Linked DNA regions of Mus musculus: all the other regions are linked to region 2. The links are chromatin loops, found by intact Hi-C in ENCODE. Cell type or tissue: heart. All regions are shown on one strand. Region 1 has its middle 5.5 kb from the start of Gigyf1. Region 2 overlaps Tfr2 (transferrin receptor 2). Region 3 has its middle 4.2 kb from the start of Gnb2. Region 4 overlaps Agfg2 (ArfGAP with FG repeats 2).

Region 1 (4,000 bases), 72 kb before region 2:
TTCCCAGTCCGTATGTCCCAGCTCGATGGGACAGCTGCAGGTCACTGCCCCTCACGGTTTGCCTAGAATTTTTCTTAATTTTTTTTCAAGATGAAAGACCCCTCTGTGTCCCCTCTTAGACCTAATAGTTACTACAGTTCCCAAGCAGGTTTGCAGTGCTGAGCCTGGGAGATGCTAAATACATAGTTGGTGGCCTGATCTTTCCTTCATCCACCCTCCCTCTTTCCTTCTCCTCCATCTTCCTGCTCAAAGCTCCCTTTTAGGAAAAACCCATTCCCAGCAGACATTGACCCTCTAAGCCCCCCAACCCATCTAGGACCAGTAAGTGTCTGGTTGGCTCTGGTACCTATCCATCCAACTATTTTCCTTTGCATCCCCAGGCCAGCCACTCTCCAGCCCAGCTCAATGTTTATTTCATACATCATTTGTACATCAGTATCCCAAGTTAGGGGAGGATTTGAGGAGGAACTTGCCTTATTATTCCTCTCCGTTGACTGGGGTGCCAGGGGAGGCGGGAGGGGGCTTGACTCCCACATGAGGATTCTAGTACACTTTTATGGTGTGTTCACTCTTGTTGACTGGCTTTGTCAGCTACTGGATGCAAGTTCGTGCTTTGTAGGGATAGTGAATAAGGGATCCTAACTTTACCCTAGCCTTTGACATCTGTTGTTGGCATTTGAGATCGGAATCATGGCCCAATGGTGAGATGGCTTAGCCGGACAAGGTACTTGTTTGCAAGCCTGTTGACCAAGAACCCACTCCTGGGTGGGAGTAGAGAACAAACGCCGCAGAGTTGTCCACTGACCCTGCATGTGCCCCCCCCCCCCCAGCATCATACAGTTAGAGAGAGAGAAAAGAAGAAACAGCTCAGCTTTAGGTGAGAGAGGGTGACCTGAAAGTCTGAAGAAAGGACTCTGGTGGCTGTAGCGCTTGAGCAAGGGTGACGGCCAGAATTTGGATCTCTAGAGCCACTTAAATGCTAGCTGAGCACACAGCCATCCTAGCATCCCCGGCAGAAAGGGAAGCCCTCTTGCAAGAGGACCCAAAACAGCGTATTCTGCCTCAGCGAAGAGATCCTGCCTCAATAAATAAGCTGCTGAAGACACAGCAGAACCTGAGAATTCTACGTTCGTGCATATGTGTGTGTGCATGTGAATTCAAATACATCCATGCACACCATACTCACACACAAAACATAAAAGTTCTAAGAAAAATGTTGGCATGGAAACCATGCAAACACCCAGGAAGCAGGGGGGCTGCTGTGTGTTTGAGGCCAGCCTTAGGTTCATCAGCCCCAAGGTCTGGGAAGGAATCAGAAACAGCTTCAGACTTACATAGGGAGGCTGAACATTCAGGGTAACTCCTGCCACCTGTCTTGGGTGATGCTGAGGGCACCCCGTCAGGGGAGGTATAACTTTATTTTCTATGTACTGGAGTCCCCAGCTAGGCAACCTGGCAGAAGGTTGCCTTCCCCACCCCTTTTTACTGACTGCCTAGGCTAGGGGTCCTTTCCACCCAGGCCAAAACTCCAGTTTGCCCCTTATCAAATGAGGTAAGGCGAGAAAATCCTTTGAAAACTGTGAAGTCGGTTCACAATTGGCCAAGAGCTAAGGTTGTCCCCATGACTCAAAGTAGAGAAGGGGTAACTGCTGCCCTGCAGATGGTGGGGGAGGGGGGCTGTAGCCCTTCGTCCTCCCACTACACATGGAGGGAGGATATATTTTCTATGTGTGTATGTGTATATATAAATGTCCACACATGTATGTGCATATCTCCATTCGTCCTGGGAAAGTGGTTAGGTGATTGCTTTGAGTGTGAGGCATTTGGGGGGTTGACTCTGTTAACCGTAGTACAGGAAGTTGCTAAGGTACATTGCTTTAAGTTGCACAAAGTTTGGGAGAGGGGTAGAGTAAGGAGGAATTGTCCCTAATTGTTGTCAGCTTGTGCTTGGAGTTCTGAGAGCCAGAGCAGAGGCTGCCTGCTCCCAGACCCAGCCTGAGCCTCCAGCAGGGGTCAGTCTTTCAATAGCAAGGGCTAGGGGAGGCCAGGGCTAGGCTGTGGGGAAGGGTCTTACAAGGCAGAGAGAGAGGCTGAGTTGGCCTGGGTGGAAAGGACCCCTAGCCTAGGCAGTCAGTAAAAAGGGGTGGGGAAGGCTAGTCCCTACCCTGCTGCCCATGGTGGTCTTCATTAGAAAGAGCCTCAGATGCCCTCTGAGGAGCTGGGATGGGCAATCTTAGGCTTTGATTTTTCCCCCGTCATTTTTAAATTACAGTGTGTGTCTGCGGGCATGCGTGCGTGTGTGTAAGCATGTCCTGTGTGTGTAAGCATGTCCCGTGTGTGTAAGCATGTCCCGTGATATTTTGTTGGGGTGACACAGCTTGGAGGAGTTGGTTCTCTCTTTCCACGGTGTAGGTCCTAAGAATCAAACTCCGGTCATTAGATTTGGCCACGAGCATCTTTATCAGCGGAGCTGTTTCACCAACATGATGCTGTTTGTTTTTTAATCTATTCTTTTCCCCGGGACTTCCTTTCTGGCAGGACTTTGAATTTTCTCACGGGACAGTGTGATGAGAGAACCCTTTCCTTGCTGCCGAGGGGCAAGGGGGCTTAGGCATAGCTGCTTCTTTCGAACACTGCGGTGACTCGACCTGGGCTTGTGGATAGAGGAGGGTTTCTCAGTCTTGTCATTGAGGGCATCTCAGTCCACCTGTCTGCACCTGGCCACATGCCACTTGACAGGCCTGCCTCTGCTGCCTGCCTCTGCTGCCTGCCTGGGCTGCCTGCCTGGTTTGAAGTGCTGGGGATTGAACCCAAGGCCATGTGCATGCTAGGCGAACATTCTTCCTACTGAGCCTGTCATATGTATGTATGCTTCTGTATGTGGGGCTGTCCTGTGGCTTGTAAGCCAGCCCACAGCATCCCTGGTCTCTACCTGCTAGAAGCCAATAGCATCCTTCCTTCTGCTCAGCCTGAGCTGTCTACAGTCATTGCCCATATTCCTCAGGGAGCAGGGAGCAAGAGTCCTCAGCCAAGAGCCCTTGGCTTCAGGCAGCACACAGGGCAGAGACCTACTTGTGGCCCGGGTAGAAACCACATGGTAGACTGCCTGCTGCTTGCTAGGTCCCTTCAGTGTGGGGAAGAAGCCCAGGGCTGCCCAGTGGCTGGCGCTGAGCCCTTTATCGGGCTGGTTTAGCGCCTCGGAGCTTGTCCGTGTTCCCCTGGGCCTGTCCTGCCTCTGCAGTGCTGCTGTGCTTTTACTTTTCTCTTTGTAAATTAAGGATGTCATTGTCATCGTCATCATCATCCTGTGCACTCCCCCCACTCCTGCTTAGTGCGTGGGGGGCGGGGTACACGTGCGCCATGGCATGCATGTGGAGGTCTGAGGACACATGTTGGTTCCCTTCTTCCTATGTGGATTCTAAGGGACCAAACCTAGGTGGTCAGACTTGGCAGCAAGTGCCTCCACCAGGCTGATCTGTATTATCAGCCCACCTCTCCTTACTATTTCCAACCAGGGCAGCTTCATGAAGGGCGGGAGGGGTGCCAAAAGGTGAGGGTGAGACACACCATCGATGTCTCCTCCCGGGCAGTCTCTCTGCACTCAGACCAGTGTCTGATCCACTAGCAGGGTAACTGAGCAGGTCCCAGACTGTCACTTTGCAGTTGTGCAGGCAGGGTGTGTGGGTTCTTGGTTCAGACTAGGGAAAGCTTGAGTATGAGCTTGGCCCCACAGTGGCTCCTCTAAAGCTTTGCTGTGCTCACAAGTGCATCTAAGTGTGTAAAGACCACAGGTTGGTGTTATCTTTCTCTCTTGATGTCTAACTTACTGCTGTTTAATCTTTGTGAATATATCCGTGTGAGAGTGCACACATGTGGTGGCAGAGGACAACCTTGGCTGTTAGTCCTCCTACCTTGTTTGAGACGCAGCCTCTTGGGGTTTCGTTCATCTAATTGGTCCATGAGCCCCAAGGGGTGCTCCTGCTTCACCTCCCATCTCCCT
Region 2 (4,000 bases):
CCATTCCTGCACACGAAGGAGGACACATATGAGAATCTGCACAAGATGCTGCGAGGTCGCCTGCCCGCCGTGGTCCAGGCAGTGGCTCAGCTCGCGGGCCAGCTCCTCATCCGACTGAGCCACGATCACCTACTGCCGCTAGACTTCGGCCGCTATGGAGACGTGGTTCTCAGGCACATCGGCAACCTCAATGAGTTCTCTGGGGACCTCAAGGTCCAAGATGCCAATCCCGCTCCCAGTCTGCAGGGGTTCTTCATAACTAGGGGGTGCCTGGCTTCTCCTCTCCCCAGCCCTGCCCTCCAATCAGCCCCTTTTACTTAAACCTCCAGTCGCCTAATCCTCGAGGACACATCCAGTACGACGCCACATCCCTGGGATCTGCCTCCCAAACCTCATAGGCCCGGTGATCCCCCATGTATCCGGTTCCCTTTCTCTTTTGCGCTTTGACCCCACCCATATTGGTGCTGGCACCAATCTGTCAATCTTAGACTCTGCCTCGCCCACAGGAGCGCGGGCTGACCCTGCAGTGGGTGTACTCTGCAAGGGGGGACTACATCCGTGCGGCGGAAAAGCTGCGGAAGGAGATTTACAGCTCGGAGCGGAACGATGAGCGTCTGATGCGCATGTACAACGTGCGCATCATGAGGGTGAGACCCGGCCCCCCGCCCGCCCCCTTCTGGCCTGGTGGTCCCTTATCCCAGGACCTGGCATTTGTAAAGCATTCCGCCCCGACGCTTTCTGTTGGCTGCTCTATCCCTCTGTTCTGGGTGTATGATACCGGATATTCAGGGTTCATAAACCAGCCAGGCTAGAAAACCTGACCTGTCACTTTCACAAGCCCTTGCCAGGTGATGAAATGTATAGTAAGGACCTGACTCTTTGCTGTCTGCTGTTTAACCTGCAAAGCCTAAAATATTTGTTCCATGGATTTTTGCAGAAAAAAAAGTTCCAGACCTCTTACTTTAGACTGTGTGGCTTGGGTCTTGAAAGACAGGCAAAACATGAGTTGATGCAAGGAAAAGAGGTCTTTTCAGGGTGGAGGGTAAGGCAGGGAAATAGACCTGGCCTTTCTTGGGAGCTGCGCATGGATCATCAAAGCCAGAACAGAGATCACGTGGAGAACTGAACAGTGGATCAGGGACCAGTTGGGGGGAACCTTTAAATAGTTGAAGAAATTTGGGATTTTTGTGGGCTTGAGGTGGGAGGGGCTGGGATAAAATCAGAGTATTGTGCATGTCAAACAAGTGCTTTACCACTGAGCCACGCCCCCAGCCCCTCACTGGGGGATTCTAGGCAGGTGCTCTACCACTGAGCCACGCCCCCAGCCCCTCACTGGGTGATTCTAGGCAGGGGCTCTATCACTGAGCCACGCCCCCTGCCACTCACTGGGGGATTCTAGGCAGGGGCTGTACCACTGAGCCACGCCCCCAGCCCTCACTGGGGGATTCTAGGCAGGGACTCTGCCACTGAGCCACATCCCCAACCCACCTTTCATTCACATTTTGAGAGAAAGTTTGCTTGGTTGCCCAAAATAGCCTTGAACTCACTTTGTAGTCCATGCTGACCTTGACCTTTGATCCTCCTCCTGACTTGTCTCTCCAAGTAACTGGTATTACAAGCCAGGTTCAGGAGTTTGGATTTTGAGTGTCTGGGCGTCACGAAAATTTCTTACAAGGAGGTGAGGTGGCAAAACAGAATATGTAGAAAGGAGTCTGGAGAGAGTACCAATGGCCTGAGGAGGAAACTTCTGCTGTCCTGCATACCAGTCGCAGGTGTCAACAAATGCCTGTAGGGGGCGCCTGGACAGATGGTAATCGCAAATGCACTACTCCCTAAACCGGGAGTAGGAAACCTGCACAGGCAGGATGTTGAAAGAGGCGTTCAATAATAATAATAGTAGCTGGCTTTTGTAGAGCGCTACCAGGGGCCAATATTTTATTTTATTTTATTTTATTTTATTTTATTTTATTTTATGCAACAGCAGGACTTCCTGCGATGCTGAGAGGTTGGTAGCAGTGTAGGCTCAAAGAAACGAAGTAACATACCCAGTATCACACAGGCAGTAAATGATGGAGTCAAAATTAAAGATGAGGGACTCTGCTCCCATAGCCTGTGCTCAATATCACGAAAGAGAAAGATGGGATAGGGAAAGGAAGGAGGGACAGAAAAAGAAAGGAGGAGAAAGAGGGGGGGGGACGGACTGAGGCTGCAGTTCAGTTGATGGCGTGCTTTCTGGTATGCACGAAATCCTGGATTCCACTCGGGAGGCTAAGACAACTAGCCTTGGCTACATGATGAGACACTGTCTGGGGGGCGGAGGGTTATTAAGGAACCCAGGAACCCAGGAATCATGTTCTACCACTAAGTCACATCCCCAGCCTCCGGAACTCATGTTTAAGAAGGTGATGCTGGCATGTGAGAGAGTGAGGCTTTTCAAGATACCCCCTAATTCTGTAGGGCAGGATCTTACGAAAGATTTGGCAACGTGAGTTGGAAGCTGTACCCTCTGAGATTCTGTTTGAAACCATGGGCACATGTGGACTGTCGAACAGATATTTTTAAAGGTGTAAGCGAGGTGGGGGGTCGTGTGGAGGTGCACACCTGTAAATAAATCCACAGTCTCAGATCTCCTGAGGCTGAATCAAGAGAATGGCGAGCTTGAGGCCAGTCTGGTCTGCACTGCCTGGACTACCACAGTGAGTCTTTGTTTCAAAGAAAAACAAACGAACAGGGATTTAAAAAAGGGGGGGGGGCTCAGTTGGTAAAGAGTCTGCTGTATAAGCATGAAGTCTTGAATTTGAAGCATCAGTTCCCATGTAAAAAGCCAGGCTCACTGGTGGATGCCTGGACCTTAGACTTTGGAGGCAGAGAAGCCCAGAGCTCACTGGCTAACTAGTTTAGCCAAATTGGCAAGTTCCAGGTTCAGTGAGAGATGCTGTCTCAAAAATAATGTGGAAAGTGACTGAGGAAGGCTTACCAGCTGCTGACCTTGGTCTCCACACACATGCATGCACACACACAAGAGACGGGCTTTTATGCCAGACACATTCTCTGCCACTCTAGTCCCAGGGGATCTGACACCTTCTTTTGACCTCTGCTGGCACCAGGCCTGTATGCGAGGCACACACATACACGCAAGACACTCGTAGTACACAGAATAATAAATCTAAAAAAGAAAGAAAGGCAGGCGAGGAAGGATTAGAACCCTGGCTCCTGATGACGTCACGTGATGAGTCTTCCTAATTGGACAGCTTAAGGGAGGTAGGCCTGGACGAAGCTGTGGAACCCTATTTGTGAAGCAGGCCCTAGGGCCTCAGGGTGAATTAGGATCTGTTGGAGGGAAGAGTGACTGAAGCTTTCCGCAGCAGACATCTTGACATCTAGACCTGTTTTCACTTTTTCCGTGCAGGTGGAGTTCTACTTCCTGTCCCAGTATGTGTCGCCAGCCGACTCCCCATTCCGCCACATTTTCCTAGGCCAAGGCGACCACACTTTGGGTGCCCTGGTAGACCACCTGCGGATGCTGCGCGCCGATGGCTCAGGAGCCGCCTCTTCCCGGTTGACAGCAGGTCTGGGCTTCCAGGAGAGTCGCTTCCGGCGCCAGCTGGCGCTGCTCACCTGGACACTGCAGGGGGCAGCCAACGCTCTCAGTGGCGACGTTTGGAACATTGACAATAACTTTTGAAGCCAAAAGCCCTCCATGGGCCCCACGTGATTCTCCTTTCTCCCTCTTTGAGTGGTGCAGGCAAAGGAGGTGCCTGAGATTGTAACCTATTCTTAACACCCTTGGTCCTGCAATGCTGGTGCGCCATATTTTCTCAGTGTGGTTGTCATGCCGTTGCTTACCCAGAAAGCGGTTTTCTTCCCATCACAGGCCCTTCTGTCTTCAGGAGCAAAGTTCCCCATATCTAGAGACTATCTAGATGCTGGGATCTGATCAGCTCTCTTAGAGAGTGAGATGGACAGCGTCATTATTTTATGACACATGAGCTACGGTATG
Region 3 (4,000 bases), 48 kb before region 2:
CATCCTCCTCAGGCTGGTTTCAGTGTTAACGAGTTTCCCTGGTTTAGCTCATCCAGCAATATTCACTGAGCCCCAGTAATGTACAGACGTTATCCTACTCCCGGAGGATAGCTGCATACCTTGCAAGGAGCCTGTGGTTTACAGAGAAGAAAGATCGAAGCCAGGCATGGAAATACAACAAGTGTCCATGCTCTGGATTGATTGCCTTGCTTTTTATAACAGAAGCAACTTAAGGAAGGGTTCATTCAGGCTCGCAGTTTGAGGGGATACAGTCTACCTTGGTGGAGAGAGCTCAATAGCAGAGGCATGTGAACTGGTCACAATTGCTTATACACAGTCAGAAAACAGAGAGGAACACTGGTGCTCGGCCGGCTTTCTTTCTCCTTTTTTTATTTAGTCCAGAGCCTCAGGTGAAGCCATGGTGCCTCCCACACTCAAAGTGGGTCTTCCCACCTCCACTAAGTCTTTCCAGAAAGACCCTTTCGGACACACCTAAAAACACGTTGCCTAGGTGATCCTAACTCTTATCAAGTTGACAATCAAGATTAACAGTCACGGGGCTGGATTCATTCTCTGTCTCTCTCTCTCCACTGCAGCAGGGAACACACTGCATCTCAAGGAGGAAGGTAAGAGCTTTAGATTTGAGGTGCCAAAATGTCTACTGGGTTGTGCAGAAGGTGGTCTAGGGTTCAGTGCAGAGATCTGGCTTGGAATAGAGCCCCAAGACTGAGTGGCACATTTAAGCAGATGAAGTCATTAAAAAAAATCAGGGAAGAGACAAAATGGCCAAAGACCAAACTCTAAGGAACTCCAGCATTTAGAGGTCAGGCAGTGTCCAGATTGCCAAAGCAGAAGCCAGAGAGCTGCAGAAAATCAGGAGAATGTGGAGTTCTGGAATCCAGAAATGTCCTCAGTGGGGACCACAAAAGGATAGTTGTTCAGTGCTGCAGACAGATGAACCAAGACTTCTCTGCAATGTGTGCTTGGGGCTGAGCTACACAGGCCACCAGGAGCCTGGTCTACACTGTTTGCAAGGGGTTGAGAGGAGACTTGGAGTAGAACTGTATAGCTATGCCCTCCAAATAGAAACATTCCCTTCAGGAGGGTGGAGGGAGGCTCATACGACCAAGGAAGCTAAGGAAACCTGCAAGGCTCAGGGCACTTCTGAAACTTACACGCCCCACAAAACCCCTCCCCAAGCTTATATAAGCAGCTCACAACTGCTGGTGAGAGAAGACTCTCTGGAGGAGCTCCTCCAAACGCGCTACTTTGTGAGCATGGGGTGGGGGACGTGTCGGCAGGGGGGTTGAGACAGGTCTCTCTGTGTAGCCCTGGCAGTCCTGGAACTTGCTCTGTAGACCAGGCTGCCCTCCAACTCATAGAGATCTGTTCTGCCACCTGAGTGCTGGGATTGAAGGTGTGTGCCAGCACATCTGGCCCAAGTTGCTTTTTTCTGTGTGTCTGTGTGTATGTGGGTACAGGTAGGCAGGAATGTGGGTACAAATTTGTGAAGACCTTGGATGTTGTTCCTTAGGACACCATCTACTTTAGTTTTATTCCTTTCTTTGCATGCGTGCGTGTGCGTGTGCGTGTGTGTGTGTGTGTGTGTGTGTGTGCCCTGATGCTTATGCCCCCATGGAGGGCAGAGTGGTGTCAGGTGTCCTGCTCTGTTACCCTTCATTATATTCCTTTGAGACAGGGTCTTTCACTGAACCTAGAGCGAGGCTGGCAGCCACCAAACCCCAGAGGTCTTCCCGTCTTTGCCTCCCACAGTGCTGGAGCCTCAGGTGCACACATGTGGACTCCCCGTGTTTGTTTGTTTGTTTGTTTGTTTGTTTGTTTGTTTTACAGGAGTGCTTACATTGCAAACTCAGCTCTTCACCCTTCCATAGCCAGCGTTTGGACCCAAAGGCTTATCTCACAGGCCTCTCACCTTGTATCTGATTGACCTGAAACTCAATACTTCAGTATGGCTGGCTGCCCAGTGAGTGCAGGCATCCTCCTGCCTCCACCTCTCCAGTGCTGAGCTTTCTAAACGCATACCACCATGCCTGGCTTTTCCACGTGCCTTTTAGGGATCAAAATGGGGTCCTCATGCTTCCTGTTGGAGCTGTCTTCCCAGCCCCCTGGGGGAGGGGCTTGTTTCTATGATCTGTCATTGGTCTCACATCTGGACAAGTGTGTGTGTGTGTGTGTGTGTGTGCATTTGAATAGGGGTTCACTATGTAGCCCAGGCTGGCCTTGAACTCTTGATCTTCCTTGATCTTCCTGCGTCAGCCTCCGGAACATTGGGATTACAGACATATGCTATCATGCTTGAAGTAATTTGCTTTTTTCCCCCCTTTAACAAGTTTTAAGTTAATTCTTAAAGTCAACATCCGAAGTGATGGGTGTTGTCCTGACACTCCCCACTCAGCCCATCCCCCTACCCTGCTGCCCTTGCCCACCCTCTTCTCCTCCTCTTTTGTTAGTTCCTTTTCTTCCCTCAAATAATTCTCCCTTCTGCTTCAGGTCACATGAATTCCATTTTCCTCTTCCTCCCCTGACTCCCTCCATTAAGATCTCTTCCTCCTTTGGGGATGGCAAGATTGCTCAGGGGATAAAGGCACTTAGTGCCAAGCCTCCTCTTGGCTCCTGGCATCCACATGGTAGAAGGAGAGAACCAACTCTTGCAAGATGTCCTCTGGTCTCATACACATTCTATGGTATCTGTATATACACACACACAAACAAACACACACAAATATACATATACATGCACATACAGACATATACACATACATACATACACACACAAACACAATATACACAGGTACACACACATACACACAAGCATGCACACACACACATACAAAATCTCTTTCTGTAATGGTCTGCTTTTACTTCCACTACCTACACTGCGCCCCCACACACACACACACTTCAGTTACTATTTCATTTTGTTTATTATTATGCTGTGTGTGTTTCTGATGTGTAGGTGTGAGTGCAGGCACACGCTGGCCATGTGCACATGTGGAAGTCAGAGGACAACTTGCAGGAATCAGCTCTCTCCTTCTCCCAGGTAGGTCCCAGGACTGGAATTCGCATTGTCTGAAGTGTCAGTGAGCCCCTTAAGCCCACTGAGTCATCTTGCCAGCTGAACACTACTTTTAAATTTTATTTTATTCATGATTTTTAGTTAAACACTAAAGTATCTTAATCATATTCACTCTGACCCCTGCCTTCCCCTTCTTCGTGCCCCCAACATTCTCCCTTTGTTCTCTTTTCGTGTGTTTTTCTGTACCCCACTGGGTACAATTAGTGTTGCCTATTGGAATATTTATTTATTGGTTTTGTCAAGTGTGTGTGCGTGTGTGTGTGTGAGAGAGAGACACACGAGGGACAGGCAGACAGACAGAAATAGAGACAGAGTGAGATAAACAGAGACAGAGAGACAAACAGAGATAGAGAGACAGAGACAGACAGAGGTAGAGAGACAGACAAATATAGACAGAGACAGACAGAGATAGATAGATAGATAGATAGATAGATAGATAGATAGATAGATATAGAGACAGACAGACAGACAGACAGACAGACAGAGATAGACAGACAGATATGAATGTGGCTGTGAGGGTATGTACATGTGGGTGTAGGCTCACATGCATGGAGACAGAGGCGACAGCTCAAAGGCTCATGTCTTCCTCTACTACTGTCTACCTTATTTGTTGAGACAGGGTTATTTCAATGAATCTGGAGTCCACTAATTGGCTAGGCTGTCTGGCTAGTGACTTTCAGACACCTGCTGTCTCCTCTTGCAATTCCCTTTCCCAGTGCAGAGTCCAGACCTGTGCCAGCATACCTGACACCTGTGCCAGCACACCTGACACCTGTGCCAGCATACCTGGCATCTTGCTGTGGGTGCCAGAGATCGGAACTCCAGTCCTTATGCTTGTGTGTCAGGCACTTTTACAGACTGCACCATCTTCTTGGGCCCCTTCCCCACTTAGCTCTCTAGTCT
Region 4 (4,000 bases), 67 kb after region 2:
TGAGAACAGAGGGAGGAATGTGGAAAAAAGAAGAAAAAAAAAAAAAAAAAACCAAACTCCCCAGCCAATCGCAGACTTTTCATTGGAAAAGCCTAGCCTCTGGGGTACCCCTTCTCGTGTGTATTGTGGAAAGCGTCAGGACACTTGGTTGTCCTCCCCTGAGCCCTGGGGCTCCGGGTTTGATTATCCAGGCACAGGCAGGAGTTACCCTATTCTTCAAGTTCCCAGGAGGAGTCTAGACAAGTGCTCTACCACTGAACTACATCCTGAGTTCTCTGTTTTTACTTTTTATCGTTTTGTTTTTTTTTTTTTTCTTCCTTTGAGACGGAGGGTCCCAAAATTGTCCAGGCTAGTCTTGAACTTGTGATCCTCCTACCCAAGTCCCCCAAGTTCAAGGGTTGTCTAGGAGAAAAAGAATGGCCAGCGGTGTTTATCTGTTTACATATGTGTATGCATATATATATTTATTTATGTATATAATAGGCTATATTAGAAAAGTCTCTATTTATAAATATAAAACACTGGTATCCAAACATGACAGGGCTAACTAAAGTGCTTGACAGGAGGCGGGCACGCATACTCTGTAGGTCAAACTCCCCCACCCTGACGGACAAGATGAGGGGGCAGCTAGGAAGAACTGAGGTGGAGAGAAGTGGGTGTGGCCGAGCCTGGCAAACAAAAACACTAGACACCAGAAGCTCCGCAGTCCCAGGGCTATCTGGTGGCTTTCAACACCAGGCCTCATCTTTACCCTACATTCGAGCTTTGCTTCCATCTGGGAGGACAGCGGCAGCTTTGGAAGGTTGGGTGTGGAGGAAGTTGCGGCTGGGGCTGTGCCTAGCTTCTCTCCCCACAGGCCAGGAGGGACAGGATCGAAGACTGTCTTCATAATTAATAATCTGACAGAAATACACCACTATGGGGTCTCCTGGTGAGAGTATCTTTGCTCCTTGTGGGCTTCTTCCTGGGTAGGTGTCCAGCAAGGAAGAGGAAGCCCCTGGGCGGCAGACCAGGAGGCTAGAGTCTGAGTCATCTCCAAGTCACACTTCTAAACCTCCCCTCTTCCCAGATCCAGAAGCCCCGCAACCCAGGCCCAATCCCAGCCTCAGACCCACAGAAATGCCCCACAGGCAAATGGTCACCAGAGCTCTGAGGGGTGCAGAAGTAGAAGTTGTTCCCCACACCCCCAGGAGGGGAGAGCCCCTTCTTCCCCCAATGACACAGTGCTACAAGAATGGGTTTGTGGTTGGAGGTTTGGAGGCAAACGCTGAGGATCCAGTCTGCAAAGAGACAGCAAAAGGTTACTAGATTAGCGGGGCGGGGAGGGAAACTGCTGGAGACCACCCAACGTCACCACTCGAGAAACAGACAGTAAGGGAGATTAGGGGACACTGAAGGGAGTGAGGGACTGAGTGGGGCCTGGGAGCTGGGTGTGGATGGACACACCTGAGATCTCAGCACTCAGATGTCTGAGGCAGGAGGAGCCTGAGTTTCAGCCTAGCCTGGGGTACACAATGCGACTCAGTCTCAAAAAAAGGGAGGAGGTGGGCTGTGTGTGTGTACTGGCTTCATGGGTACCTAATCTTGAATCCTCAGCACCCATATAAAGCTGGGGTGGTCTCATGTGCACCTACAACCTCGGTGTCCCTCGAGGGACAGAGACCGGAGAACCCCTGGGGTTCACCAGCCACCAGACTAGTTCCAGGTTCCATGAGAGGCCCTATGTCAGGTGGAGCGTGATAGGGAAGGCCACCGGAAGTCCTCCTCTGGCCTCTGTGAGTGCATGGGTACACACACATGCACTCCAGGAAGGGGTCTTAGTTATACCCCACATTACCACCTTCTGGAAAGATCTGTGTGTCTCCAATGTCACAGTGCAGTGCTTACCATGAAAGGATTGGTAGAGATCCCAGCCGGCTGGCTCAGTGGCCTCTGCCCCAGCTTAGAGGTCCCCAAGTCGCCAAAGGAAGATCCTGGGAGACAAGGACAATAATTTGGTTGACTGTGTCTCTCACCTTCCTGAAGGAGAGCAGCTTGCTACATTCCCAGGGAGCACCCAAGAGGGATCCTTCCAGAATTCTCCTTAGAAAAGTATGGAGCCATCAGGAGACAGAGGTAGCTCTGCAGCTCCTCTGGGCCCCCTACTGGTCAGAAAGGGAACTAGGTCAACTCTCCATCTGTACAGGCAACCAGCGCCCCACCCCCTGTAAACTGTCTTCTTAAGGGTCAAGAAGAGTAGGCTGAAAACAAATCCTTAAAAATATTCCGGCCTGGCAGTGGTGGCCCAGGCCTTTAACCCAAGCAAGGCCAGCCTGGTCTACAGAGTGAGTTCCAGGATAGCCAGGGCTACACAGAGAAACCCTGTCTTGGAAAAAAACAAAAACAAAAGATTATAAACAGCCAAGCATAGTGTCATGTTTAACCCCAGCACCCGGCAAGCTGGGAGGATCAGGAATTCAAGGCTAGCCTGGGCTACACACTGCAAACCTATCTCAAAACAAAACAAAAAAAATAAGAGAAGGTAAACAGGGGCTGGCAAGGTGGATCAGTGGTAAAGGCTTCTGCCAACCTGATGACCTGAGTTTGATACCCAGGACCCCCGCGCTAGAAGGAGGGACCTGACTTATCACAAGTTGTCTTGACCTTCATGGCAGTGCTATGCCATGTTCACCCAAACACACACACACAAATGTTAAACAAAACAGGCGAAGGCTGGCGAGATGGCTCCACACTTAAAACCACAGCCCACTCTTCCAGAGGACCAAGGTTCACATCTTGCAGCCAAAACACCCACACATACCAAATAAAATTCCTTTTAAAAAGGGTATGCATATGGAGAGAGAGGGGTGTGTATAGGCTCCTGCCTTCTTTATTGGACTGGGGCTGGAACTCAGTGTCAATGGTGCCAGGCAAACTCTACAGTGAGCTCCAACTCCCGCCCTCTTTCCACTATGTGAGCCTTCCCGGCAGGCCTTGCACTTGTCTCAGCCTCTTGATTGCTGGGATAAATCAATGCACTTGCGCACTTGGTGTGCACAGTTTCTGTGTAAATGCAATGCCGTTCACGTGAACTGCATGAGTTATCTATGGAGTCCGGTGTGCATGCGGGGTGGGGGTGGGGTTCCTGGAACAGATCACACACAGTCTTCGGAGGCTGCACTGTCCAGATGTACAGTGGGGATATGCGGAGGAAAGAGGGGCTCATACCCGGTCCTCTTACCATTCTGCTGGTCGGCCAGTCCAGCCTGTGTGGGGAACACGGGTGCAGAGAAGGGACTGGCAAAGGCCCCGGAGGGTGGCACTGGCTGGAGAAGGCCAGGCCGAACACTGCTCATCCCAAAGCCAGGCCCTGTGGAGCGAGAGAGGGGAGGCTCAAACAGACTTCAGGCAGATGAGCTGACATTTTCCCACCTTAACCTCCCCATATAGAAAGTGGGGTCACTTTTCCCACAGTGGGAAGCCCTATAAGCCTGTGATCGCCATGCTCCTGGGGCGCCTGGCTTGAAGGGTGCAGTGCTCGTGAACCATGCAGAACTGGGCCCACAGATAAGGGGACTTATGACCCCTCGCTATGTCAGCTCTCATTGATTCTCTCTCCCGGTGTCCTTCCCCCTTATGAGGCAGGGTCTCACGTAAGCCCAAGCTGTCCTTGAGCTCACTATGTAGCTAAGGATGGCCTAGCTTCCCAGTGCTGGATGACAGCTCTGTGCCTTCATGCCCAGATCTGCTTTATTCCCTAAAATGGGCATGGGACCCATCTCACTGGGCCACCATAAGCTGATGGAGCGAGGCCGTGTGTGTGTGTGTGTGTGTGTGTGTGTGTGTGTGTGTGTGTGTATGCGCGCATGCGTGTGACTCTGCTCTAGGCGACCTCCTGTCTCCTCAGCCTGAGTCCCCATCGAGCTAACAGGAGTTGAGGAGTTTAAGGGACAATAGAGGCTGTGGAGGGCCCAGGGCAAGGAACTACAAGGCCTTGCTGACTAACAAGGACGGGGAATAA

What was found. Hi-C counts contacts between places; a loop is a spot of excess contacts. Peaks named below come from ENCODE experiments on the same cell type or tissue, not always from the same donor. Only the 100,000 strongest peaks of a DNase experiment are listed, where the experiment ranks them.
Region 1: a loop joins it to region 2, with 2.1 times the contacts of the local background. A loop is called at or near these places in 6 of 42 quality-filtered maps.
Region 3: a loop joins it to region 2, with 2.3 times the contacts of the local background. A loop is called at or near these places in 5 of 42 quality-filtered maps.
Region 4: it touches region 2 in a loop (7-fold over the local background); 12 of 42 quality-filtered maps call a loop at or near these places.

What each region holds. Positions count from the first base shown.
Region 1 is chr5:137,511,429-137,515,428 of GRCm38, forward strand. It overlaps a transcript of Gigyf1 not described here. Among named protein-coding and RNA genes, the nearest start is that of Gigyf1, 5.5 kb to the right of the region's middle. In heart, a CTCF peak has its summit at 2,018 (motif pointing right); no DNase peak of the experiment used is centred here; H3K4me3 peaks cover 1,193 bases; H3K27ac peaks cover 215 bases.
Region 2 is chr5:137,583,420-137,587,419 of GRCm38, forward strand. It overlaps Tfr2 (transferrin receptor 2), which reads left to right. Exons shown (of 20, transcript NM_015799.4): 18 at 1-213; 19 at 507-647; 20 at 3,410-4,000. The coding sequence ends at 3,685. Among named protein-coding and RNA genes, the nearest start is that of Mospd3, 15 kb to the right of the region's middle. In heart, a CTCF peak has its summit at 1,789 (motif pointing right); DNase peaks (open chromatin) are centred at 452 and 1,782; H3K4me3 peaks cover 1,035 bases; H3K27ac peaks cover 661 bases; H3K27me3 peaks cover 1,710 bases.
Region 3 is chr5:137,535,543-137,539,542 of GRCm38, forward strand. No RefSeq gene overlaps it. Among named protein-coding and RNA genes, the nearest start is that of Gnb2, 4.2 kb to the left of the region's middle. In heart, no CTCF peak of the experiment used is centred here; no DNase peak of the experiment used is centred here.
Region 4 is chr5:137,650,543-137,654,542 of GRCm38, forward strand. It overlaps Agfg2 (ArfGAP with FG repeats 2), which reads right to left. Exons shown (of 12, transcript NM_178162.3): 10 at 3,221-3,349; 11 at 1,888-1,973; 12 at 1-1,280. The coding sequence ends at 1,227. Among named protein-coding and RNA genes, the nearest start is that of Irs3, 6.8 kb to the left of the region's middle. In heart, a CTCF peak has its summit at 2,136 (motif pointing left); a DNase peak (open chromatin) is centred at 2,136; H3K27ac peaks cover 573 bases.